Regions from separate parts of the Homo sapiens genome. Here region 1 is linked to region 2. A link is a contact called in ENCODE Hi-C or POLR2A ChIA-PET data. All regions are on one chromosome and are shown on one strand. Each heading gives the region's core, a stretch centred on a gene start or an enhancer-like site at or near the end of the contact. The rest is flanking DNA. Distances are from core to core; before and after follow the strand shown. Region 1 overlaps LOC105375070 (a long non-coding RNA gene). Region 2 has its middle 45 kb from the start of LINC03040.

What was found. A loop is a pair of places that touch in the nucleus more often than their neighbours do. ChIA-PET counts read pairs that join two places held with the same protein, here RNA polymerase II (POLR2A). Pooled maps may share reads with other maps.
Region 1: a loop to region 2 is called in a map of HepG2, with 11 times the contacts of the local background. The contact joins two enhancer-like sites. A Hi-C loop is called at or near these places in 1 of 168 maps with a recorded cell type or tissue (HepG2) and 2 of 50 pooled maps. POLR2A ChIA-PET finds 5 or more read pairs at or near these places in 5 of 52 experiments (SK-N-SH, WTC11, activated T-cell and 1 more).

What each region holds. Positions count from the first base shown.
Region 1 is chr6:43,814,696-43,820,643 of GRCh38, forward strand. The region is part of intron 1 of LOC105375070 (a long non-coding RNA gene); the gene reads left to right. Among named protein-coding and RNA genes, the nearest start is that of LINC02537, 35 kb to the right of the region's middle. RefSeq lists enhancers at 2,409-2,458, 2,579-2,638. Within about 2 kb of position 2,661, at least 2 of the 41 ENCODE cell types and tissues checked have a DNase peak (open chromatin) inside an H3K27ac peak, as active enhancers do.
Region 2 is chr6:43,952,522-43,957,766 of GRCh38, forward strand. No RefSeq gene overlaps it. Among named protein-coding and RNA genes, the nearest start is that of LINC03040, 45 kb to the right of the region's middle. Within about 2 kb of position 1,395, at least 7 of the 41 ENCODE cell types and tissues checked have a DNase peak (open chromatin) inside an H3K27ac peak, as active enhancers do.

The sequences.
Region 1 (5,948 bases), core at 1,411-3,910, 140 kb before region 2:
TAGGCGAGGCCAGTTACCAAATGTCAATGTGGGCGAGTCAGAGAGCTGTCCTTGGGTGATACTTTCTGTGAAGTTTTATAAGAAGCTGAGTTCTGCATTCAGTATTTAGTACACATATTTGGAGCCCCCAGTAATCGATACGAAATGCTATCAGTCTTTAAGTGCTCAACACTGATTAGGTTTTAAAAGTATATTTTGTACCATAAATAATTAGATCTATATTTAATGAGCAGACCTAGGGCACAGGGTGGTGGTTCCTTCTGGAACTTAAGATTTTCCCAAGCCAAGCTCAGGAAAGGCAGGTAGGTATGGCAGTTGGAGTGGGAGTGGCTGACCCAGATGGCCTCTTTGTTAATCAGGTGTCTGTACTTGCCTAGGCCTGGGGCCTGTTCTGAAAGCCAACTTTTTGGCTTCAAGGAAGTTCTATTCCTAAAGAGAGTGAAGGTGAGGTTCTCTGGAACAGCAGAAATCTGGATCCAGATATCAGGGCTAACAGGGTGTGTCCTGTCCTCCAGCCATGGAGGCAGCAGGAGGAGGTGGATGGCGCCTTCTCGATGACCACTTGGCCCAAGGCAACACAGCGGGTGGGGACCTCACCTGTGAGGACTTGCTAGGGCAGAGCATCTGGACTGTTCTCAACTGGCTCTGGGGACCATTTAATCTTTCAGAGGGTGGGGGAAGTGAATGGAAGAAGGAGGGATTGGTTGGAAAAGCTTCAGTGACAGGGCAAACCTGGGCTAAAGGCAACCAGCTGGTCTTGATGGAGTGCACCTGTAGTCCCAGCTACTCAGGAGGCTGAGGTGAGAGAACCACTTAAACCCAGGAGTTCAAGTCCAGCCTGGGCAACATAGTGCAACCCTGTCTCTAAAAAAAAAAAATTTAAAAATTAAAAAAAATTTAAAGTGGACCTGTTCTGTTATTTGTAATCGAGAGGGAAGGGAAGTCATCAGTTTAATTCCTTCGAACCATAATTTATTGAGTCATTGTGTTAGGCTCTGGGAATACTAAGAAAAATAAGACACCATTCCTGCCCTCAAGGAGTCTAGTCATGGAGGCAGATACCAAGATTGTTTTTATGACAGCCCACATCAGTTGGGAATATATTTGGTATCAAGCAACAGAATACCCAACAGACAGTGGCTTGAGCAATAAAGACATTGATCAATATCACATCACTGGAAGTCTGGAGGCAGAGGGTTCCAGCTTTGGTGAAAGGATGACATCAATGATGCTATCAAAACTCAGCCTTTTTCTATCCTTCTGCTCTGCCATCTTCAACGTGTTAATTTTTGTCTCCATGCTTGTTGCCTCCTGGTCACAAGATGGCTGCTATGGTGACTCCTATAATTATATTCAAGGCAGAAAAGAAAAAAGCCAAGGAGAGAAAGGGGCTCTATTTTTATCAGGGAAGAAACGTGTTTCCCAGATACCCCCTCTGAAAATGACCTCTCATGTATCATTGGGCACAACTGAGAGGAAATGCTTCAGGGAGGCTGGGAAACTGAGGGACTAGCAAATAGGAACAGGATGCTGGTGATGTCTTAGATGAAGCTTGACTCATCTTCTGGGCCTAGATACATTGTCACCCGAAAAGGTGAGGTTCTGGTGGCAAGGAAGAAAGGGTGGAGCAGAATCACTGTTAGGTAGGATGAGCAGTGCCTGCCTTGTGTGGTAAGAGCTAGGATAGGCTCAGGATGCAAAGAGAAACCAGAGGAGCAGAGTTGGCCTAACTTGGGGGCTCAGGGAAGGGTTCCTGGAAAAGGTGGCTCCTGAGTGAGTTTTAGAGCAGCTGTATCAAGAACAGTTGCAACGTCATCCTAGGTAGATTGACAGCAGGAGCAGAAGCAGAAATAGACATGTGAAATAACCTAGTATGTCCAGGAAAGTGAGCACAATTAGATATTTAGTTAAGTGATGGGGAGAGAGAGAGACAGAGAGAGAGAGAGAGGAGGTGCAGGTGGAGAGGGGAAGAAACCAGGCCACGGTGGGCTTTGAAAGTCATGCTGTCAACCTTGTCTAACCAATTTATCCTGGCTTCTGCCAGTGCAGGGGCAGGGCTGGCTGTGCAATTTAGAAATATTACTCAATGCTGGTACAGAGATTGGGTGGGTGGGAGAGGCCGTGAGAAGCTCAGAGTGCAGCAGGGAGACCAGCAAGGAGGTTCTTGCAGCCATCCAGATGAGAGCTGTGGAGGGCCTGGAACAGACTTGGGCCTGGAACAGACTTTCCAAAGTCAGACTGCCAATATTTCAGCAAAAAGACAGGCAGGGTTCCATGCCACGAATCTCTGGGTGGGATAGCTGTCTCAAGAGGGCTGGGAAGCTCTCAAAAATGTACATGACACTGTGCAATCCCACACAGGGTAGTCTGCGTCCCAGTAATGAAGGAAGAAGGGAGGTGACCACAGAAATCAGTGTGTGGCAGGAGAGCTCTTTGCCAAATTGCTGTGTTAAGGAGGCTTGAACAGAGAAGGGAAGGACAGATGTGAGACAGGACTACGGGCCTGTAAAGAGAGTTTCTGGAAGATAAAAATAGGTAGAGGTTTGTGAAAGATGCTAGGGGCAACCCAGGCTTGTTTAGCTGTGATCATAGCCAGTCAAGATCAAGGGATCCAGAGGCTGCAGTTGGGCCTGATGACACAGCACGGGTGGGGAGTGTACGAAGAGTAGGGCTCCTTGCTGCCCCCTGGCAGGAGAGCAGCCTGCAAACCCAGAGGGCAGCAGTAGATGACACAGAGGCCCAGGGAGCCCTGGAGGTGGGATGGGCCCTCCCCTCTCCACTGCTGCTGGGGTGTTCAAAGGGCCTCTCCCCATAAAACAACACTTGGGGCACAAAGGAAGCTTGTGAACCAGACTGCTGGGGCCACTTTGTCCCACCTGAGAAAGCCAAGAGCACGGGGGCCTTGAGAAGGGAAAAACGTGGTTCTGAGTTTTAAAAAGAGTCCTGGGCAAGGATCCTTGTGGATTATGGAAGGAGTAGTTAGTGAGCATTAGAAAAGTGGGAAGCTTCTGGATAGCTGGAAACATGGCCGTTCCTGGAGGGCGGTGCGCCCAGGGAGGGCATGGAAGCTCCACGTCCTTCCTGCATACCTTGTCTTACGCATCTGTTCATTGTATCCTTGGTACCCCATGTCTGAAGGACATAAAATGATCTTGACACCTGAAACATCCATGCTGTCCCGGGTGATGTCAGAAAAACACTCTAATGAGGACAGCAGTGCCCAGGAGGGTTCCATAATAAAATGGAAATGGCTTATACAGAATCATGCAACCTGAGGAATGTAAGGAGGAGATATGAGCAGGGAGCCTCATTACACCCTAGGACTGACTGTGGAACTGTGTGAGGAGCTGTGGATCCTACAGTGCTCTCAACTGACCAGCAAATAGCTGCTTGGTTTGTGGATGGCAGTTCCAAGGTAAATGGACAACCTCCTGTTTGGAAGGCTGCTACTATGATCCAAGAAGGTAAAAACTAATCAGCTTGGTGGGCTGAATCACATGCTGCTTTCCTAACAGCGATGGAAGAATTGAACGATGCCAGAAGCCCCTGTGGTTGGGTTTTTACCGACTCATGGGCATTGGCCAATGGCCTGGCCAGATGGTTAGGCAGAAGGGCAATAGAAACCTGGCTTATTGAAGAAATGCCCTTACGGGGCATGGCCCTGTGGAAATCTGAGGGGTGCCTTAAAGTAGAACATGTCAACGCCCACTAAGAAAGCCCCTCTCCATGTTTGCAAGGTGACTGGAATTGACAAGCAGATATCTCTGTTTCTTTGAGGTGTTCACCTGGGTCCTTGAAATGAGCAGAGATGGGGGTGCAGAGAAGGGCTGGATCTAGACATGTTCCTTTTGTACCCTCTCCGGCACAAACTGCTAATAAGACTGTTCTGTTTGTCAGCAAGAGAGCCAGAGACTGCCAATGGCTATGTGGCCATTTCCCTGGTGGGAAGGCCCTAAAGAAAGCTGGCAAGTGAGTGGTACCCTGAGGGGCTACAAGTGGGTCTTGACAGAAATAGACACTGGCTCTGGAGTGGACTTTGCTTACCTGGTGGAAGATGAAAATTTTTAGAGTGCCATAAAAAAAAAAAAAAAAAACCAGAACAGAAAATATCGCATGGATTTGGATGGCCAACCATCCTTTTTTCAGACCAAGGAACACAGTGTACAGCCCATAATATCCAGCAATGAGCAGATAGCTATCCTCCTCAGAGTAAGAGTTTGATAGAGAAGTGGAATGGGCAATTAAAACATCAGTTGCTGGCCGGGAGCAGTGGCTCACACCTGTAATTCCAGCACTTTGGGAGGCTGATGCGGGTGGATCACTTAGGTCAGGAGCTCGAGACCAGCCTGACCAACATGGCGAAACACCGTCTCTACAAAAAATACAAAAATACAAAAAATAAAAAAATTAGCTGGGCATAGTGGCACACACCTATAATCCCAGCTACTCCAGGGGCTGAGGCAGGAGGCAGGAGAATGCTTGAACTCAGGAGGCGGAGATTGCAGTGGGCCGAGATTGCACCACTGCACTCCAGCCTGGGTGACAGAGTGAGACTTTGTCTCAAAAATAAATAAATGAAATAAAAATAAAAATTGGTTTTCTAAGACAAAGTCGAGATGAAAGCACGCAGGGCTGGCTTACATGCCTTCACAAGTGCGTGCTCACCTCAACATGAGTGGGACTGAAGAGGCGTCCCCACTGGGTTTTTCTCTGTTTTTCTGGTTGATCTGGGGAAGATGGGGCAGGGAGGATGCTGGTATGACGATGCAATTCTTGCCAAGGGAGGAGTACACTGGTATAACGACTATATATATTTTTTCTTCCCCAAATCACCTTAAAAATTTTTTTCCCCTGCCTGATGCAGTGGTTCTAGGACCAGGGCTGCAACCAAAAGTGCTGGAAGCAGGGATGATTTCTAAGCAAGACACTGTCACTATGCTTTTAAACCTTACATCAGAATTCTTAAGTGCCTAATGGGGGAGGGTTGTGCCTTTACCCCACCTAGCAAAAGTGGGGCTAAGAGTGAATGCAGCTATATTGCCTGGTGGTAAAAATAGCTCACCAGTTCTGCACCTATGTAACTTTACCCTATCTGAATGGGAGCGAACTGAGGAGGAAGTACTTGCTAAGCTTGTATTGCTGCCTGCAAACTAGACTAGCACAGTGGCGATTCTAATGTCCCTTCCAAAGGTGAAAAAGTTTGGGTATTAATGGAGAGAAGGAGAAACAGTAGCTGAGGGTAAAGGAATGAACAAATGGGTTATAAATGGAGGGAAGTCCAACATTACATTAACACCTTCAAAGAGACTCAGAGCAAGTGACGACATTATTGCTTAGCTCAATTATAACAGATGCCCAAAAGGTGAAAACGATGTTTGCTGAGACCATTCATGCTTTTGGAACCTGACAAGATTGAAAGGAAGCCTACAAGCCTGAGTGGCCTCCCCTGGGAGACATATTCGTACCTTACAATGATTGACTGGACTAATTACTAATGACTGAATGGGATTCTCGCAATGTGGCAGTATGTTTCTTTTTTTTAAACTAAAAGTAATTCCCAGAACTGAGCAGATGTGGCAGTATGTTTTGAGTTGTACATTCTTTTGATGTGAAGGATTCATGTTTGAAAACAAGGGAATGGCCTGTGATATTACGATTGTGTGTGTGTGTGTGTGTGTGTGTGTAGGGTTTTGTCCATGGTTCCTGGCTCATAATTCCCATAGCTTTTGATACAATCTTGATACAGACATAGCCTTTGATACATGGTTGTCATAACATGGTTGTCATAATGTTGGGGTGCTTACAGAATCTTGCTCTCTAAATTTCTCCTGTCCTCCTTTTACCTGCCCAAGGCAAGACTCTAATCTGATTGTAGGTCAAAAGACCCTTATTCCAGAGAGGGTCCTGCCCCATCCTCTGGAGGAAAGAATGCTGCACAGAGAGGCCAA
Region 2 (5,245 bases), core at 145-2,644:
GCATCAGAATCTGGCGAGAGACCCCCATGGGGCAGATCCAGGCACCAAGCTGCCGCTCTTAGTCAGGAAGGTACTTCCAGTGCCAATTTTGGGAGTTCTGGGCTCATCTTTATTAAACAGGTGGCATTTCCATACTGTCCCATTATCCATCAGGAAAATGGAAGTTTCCTGTTCCTTCTCTGTGTCCACATTTGTGGACATTGCCAAAGTTCTGACAATGGCCTACCACCAGCCCCTACAAAATCTAGTCCCTCCTACTTCTCTGATCTCACCTCCCACTACTCTCCCTCATTCATTCCACACTGGTCTCCTTGCTATTCCTCCAATAAACAGCTCTGTTTCCACCCCGGGGCCTTTGCATGTGCTGCTCCCCCTACAGGGCATGTTCTCCTCCAGTCATGCACATGGCTCCCAGTTTCAAGTCTTTACTCAAATGTTATCCTCTCAGGGTGGCCTTCCTTGACCTCCCCATTTAAAATTGCATCACACCCTACACCCTTCACTCCTGTCCCCTTTCCCTTTATCTTTCTCCAGTGCACCTACCACCCTCTAAAATTGTGTTTAATGTTTGTCACCCTGCACTTGAATGCCAGCTCCATGAAGTCAGGGACTTTTGTCAATTTTGCTCACTGCCGTTCTAGTGCCTAGAACAGGGTCTGGCACATAGAAAGTTTTCAGTAAATATGCTGAATAGGAAAGGGAGGCAATATTCAGAATCTACAAACCCCAAGGAGACTGCAGCATGGTCTCCATGGGGGTGGCAAGTGGCCAGTAAGTCTTGCTGGGGGGTGACCTGACCTACAGCCATGGGCACATGAGTGGAAGGGCTGCAAGGCAGGGTGCCGAGGGAAGAGCCAAGGGTCATGCCCCTTGTTCCCTTAGTGCCACCTCATTCTGGATGCAGCTTGATGTGTCTGTTAGGAAAGGGAAGTTACCTTAACTGGGCACCTACTATGTGCCTGGCAAATTTCATGCACTTCCCCTTTACAGCAGCCCATGAAGCAGCAGAGGAAGAAACCAAGACCCAGAGAGGTTACTTAACTTGCCTAGAGTCACAGAGCTAGTAAGGGAGGGAGGAGAACTCACACCTAGGTCTGATTCCTTGCATTACTGTCTACCCCGGGGATGGTGAGAAGGACTCCATAGGCTCAGTTGGAAGAATTAAGAACTTGTGATTCTGCAGAGCGGTCTCCATGGGGACAGCACGGGTTGATGGGGTGGGCTGAAGCAGCCTGGGCTCCCATATATGCTGTTAGGCACTTCAGTTCCAACCATGGGAAAAATCTAGGCCCTTTAGCTCCCATCATGGGGTGAATCCCCTACCCTGGGTGAGCGGTGGGAGTTTCTCAAGGCCATCTCAGGGGTCAGGGACAGCTTGACTCAGCTCCTGCTGGCTGGCAGCTCCCTCTGCTGGACCCAGCCCCAAGGACGAGCTCAGACACAGGGACGCCTCCGTCTGTCTGCACTTGGGCTCTGGCAGCCCCCCCACATTGCATGCGGGGCAGTCACATGCAGGGCACCTGCCAGGTCCTCAACGTGTCAAGGGACAGGATCTTCCAGAGGACCTAATCTGGGTGACCTGGGAACCTTACATGGGGAAGAGAATAGGAAGGAGCTTTGACCACCGCCACTACCACACTCAGCCCAGACACAACGGCTGCATCTGCAGACAGGGGCTGGGTCTCCTCATGGGGCAGGGAGCTCCCTATAAGCAGGGGCTGACTCTCCCATCAGACTGGAAACTCCCTGAGGGCAAGGGTTCTGTCTTTCTCCTTCAGACTGGGAGCTCCTGGTTTGTCCCTCTGCTCACCTGTGATAGAAGCCCAGCTTAGCCCCCCAGGCTGGGCCAGCCCCCAAGGCATCCTGGGGCACTTTCTCAGCAGCCTGGCCACTCCCAGCCCCCAGACACCTGTCCCCGCCACTCTCCCCACTCCCTAGGCTCCTCCACCCTGCTGTCAGAGCAGAGCTGACACTGGGTAGTGCTGGTAAGTGCCACCCTGACCTCAGCAGCCCTGGAGGCAGTGCAGTGAGTGGCCTAAAGAGCTGTGCCAGGGATGGGACGTGACTGCCCCCCTGAACTCAGCTGCAGGCTTGGCCATGAGGAAAGCGATACCTCAGGGAGGCGGAGTGACCAGTGACATCAGCGTACGTGACTGTCAGCCCAGCTCTCCCCTCTGCCCTCCACCCTCCCCCACCCCACAGTGCCTGCCGAGCACACTGACCTTCAGCTCACGGGCACAGGCCTCTCTATGTGCCCGCTCCAAGGAGAGGGGCAGTGCCCAAGGGGATGGGGCTGCTCTCTGACTCCTTGTCTTCTAAGTGAGTGCTCAGGGGGTGGAGGAGAACACAGGCCCCAGCCCTCTGCAGCCTGGGCTTCTGGATCAGGAGCCAGCTTCTTACTGGGTGACCCTCCCCGGCAGCCCTGCCCTGAGGAAACTGATCATTCTCTTGGCTCTGCGAGACCTTCCTTCTGAGTGTCTGGCAGGCTTCTAGTGACTTGAAGCCAGTGTAGAGGGCAACTGGCTTCCCACCCCGAGCCTGCTGATGGAACTGCCAGGCCTGCATCCCTAGGGGCAGAGTCCCTGCCCAGATGAGCAGTGCTGGCTGTCCCAGGGAAGCAAGTTCAACTACCTTGGATGACCACCATTTGTCCCCGAGATGGCTTCTGCAAAAGCCTGTCTAAGTGCCCCCCTAGACCCCACCCAAGGAGTGCCAGGTCCAGAGCTCAGCATTCTATTATAGCTTCCAGCCTGGGGAAGACCAGTCAGAGACACCAAAAACTAGACCACAGTTGCCAAATTTGTTCCCTTGTGCACTTTTGTCAGTGAATATATCATTGTGCATCTCAGTATAGGTATATTTCTTTATTTAAAAATTATGTATGTTAAGGCCAACATTGCAGGTAGGCTGAAGTGTAATACTAGTTGTGGCAAGAAAAATCATCAAAACAGCAAGACATCTAACAGGGACATCCAGGAGCACGAAAGCCATAGTGAGCCTTGATGAGCTCCCACCTACCCCTGACGATGTGGAAGGTTGTATGCACACTGGGGGAGACTGAAAGAGCTTGGCTATCTACTCATCCCTGGCTGAGCATACAGAGAGTTAAATTCAGGGGAGACCTGTGAACCCCCTGAAGTTTGAATATGTTCCCCAACCCACATACAGATCCATTGGCAGAGGGTAGAAACCTTATGAGATCAAGGTATTTAAGCATAATCTACCTCTGACCAATCACTGGCTGAACACTAAGTTATGCTGACCCAGGGGCAATTCCTAGGAAGCCAGGCTGAAAAATTAAAACAAAAATTAAAAATAAAACAAAACTGAGCAGAGATATCAGCGGCCTCACACTGTGAGGAAGACAGATTCCATAGAATCAGCCTAGGCAAATCCCTAGACAACCAATCAACCAACAAAAACCTCAGCAACAACAACCCAGGTGGTGGTGGTGGTGCTGGTTGTGAATCAGCATTCAGAATTGCTACAGTGTATTATCAAAAATGTCTGGTTTTCAGCAAGAAACTGTAAGACATGCAAATAAACAGGAACGTGTAATCCATTCAGAGGGAAAAAGCAGTCAAGAGAAACTGTCTTTGAGGTGTCCAGATGTTGCATTTGACAGACAAAGACTTCAAAGAAGCTATTATAAATGTTGTCAAAATAACAGAACCCATGTACAAAGAATTAAGGAAATACTCTCATCAAATTATTCATCAAATAGAAAATATCAATAAAAAGGTAGAAATTATGTATATTTTTGAAAAGAACTGGAAATTCTGGAATTGAAAAGTATAACTGCAATGAAAAATTTACAGCAGGGGTCTAACAGCAACTTGGAACTGGAAGAATAAAGAATCAGAAAACCTAAAGATAGATCAATTGAGATTATCCAAGCTGAAAAACAGAAAGTAAAAAAGAACAAGGAAAAATGAACAGGGCCTCAGAGATCTGTGGAGCATTGTCAAACATATCACTATACACATAATGGGAGTTTCGGAAGGAGAGAAAAGGGCAGAAAAAATACGTGAAGAAATAGTGGCCAAAAAGCTTCCAAATTTGATGAAAGGCATTACACATTCAAACAAAGTGCAAATAGGCTAAATACAAAAAGATCCATAGACAAACACCATAGTAACCCTGTTGAAAGACAGAGACAGGGAAAATCTTGACGGCAGCAAGAGAAAAAGGATGCATTACATAGAAGGGAACTACAATATAATTAACAGCTGATTTCAGATCAGAAACAATGGAGGCCAGAAGGAGGTGGGATGGCATATTCAAAGTGCTGAAAAGAAGACAAAAACTGTCAACCAAGTAGTCATATCTAATACAAGTATTCCTTTAAAATGAAACTGAAATAAAGACATTCCCAGGTAAACAAAGGGTGAGAATTTGTTGTTGGCATGCGTGTCTACAAGAAGTACTCAAGGAAGTCCTTCGGGCTGAAAGGAAATGACATCAGACAGTGACATGAATCCACTTGAAGAAGTAAAGAACACACGAAAAAGGTAATTACATAGGTAAATGTAAGACACTATAAATACATTTTTCTTTTAACTTATCTAAACTACAATTGCATAAAATACTAATTATAAAATTACTATTGACCCTTGAACAACACAGGTTAGAACTGCACAGGTCCATTTATACATGGATTTTTCTCAGTAAATATATTGGTAAATGTTTTGGAGATTTTGCAACAATTTGAAAAAACCTGCAGGCAAACTGTGTAGCCTGTCAATATCAAAAAAAAAATAAGAAAAAGGCAGGTATGTCATGAATGCATAAAACACGTGTAGCTACTAGTCATTTTATCATTTACTACCATAAAATGTACACAAATCTAATATAAAAAGTTAATAATTTATCAAAATGTACACACACAAACACAGATTGTAAATGACACTATTCATAGTTGAGAGTAATGTAAACATAAAAATACAGCATTAAGTTATAACTGCATAAAATTAACTGTAGTGTATGCTGTACTGCTATAATAATTTCGTAGCTACCTCTTGTTGCTATTGTGGTGAACTCAAGTGTTGTAGGGCTTAAAATGCCATGCGATGTTAATCATCTCTGCATGAGCAGTTCATCTCTCCAGTAAATTGTGTATCACAGTAAAGAAAGATCTCTTGCTGTTCTCACATATCTTTCATTGTATTTAGTGCAATGCTGTAAACTTTGAATAACACCATGGGATCTATACGAAGTGCCACTAGTGATGCTGGAAGTGCTCCCA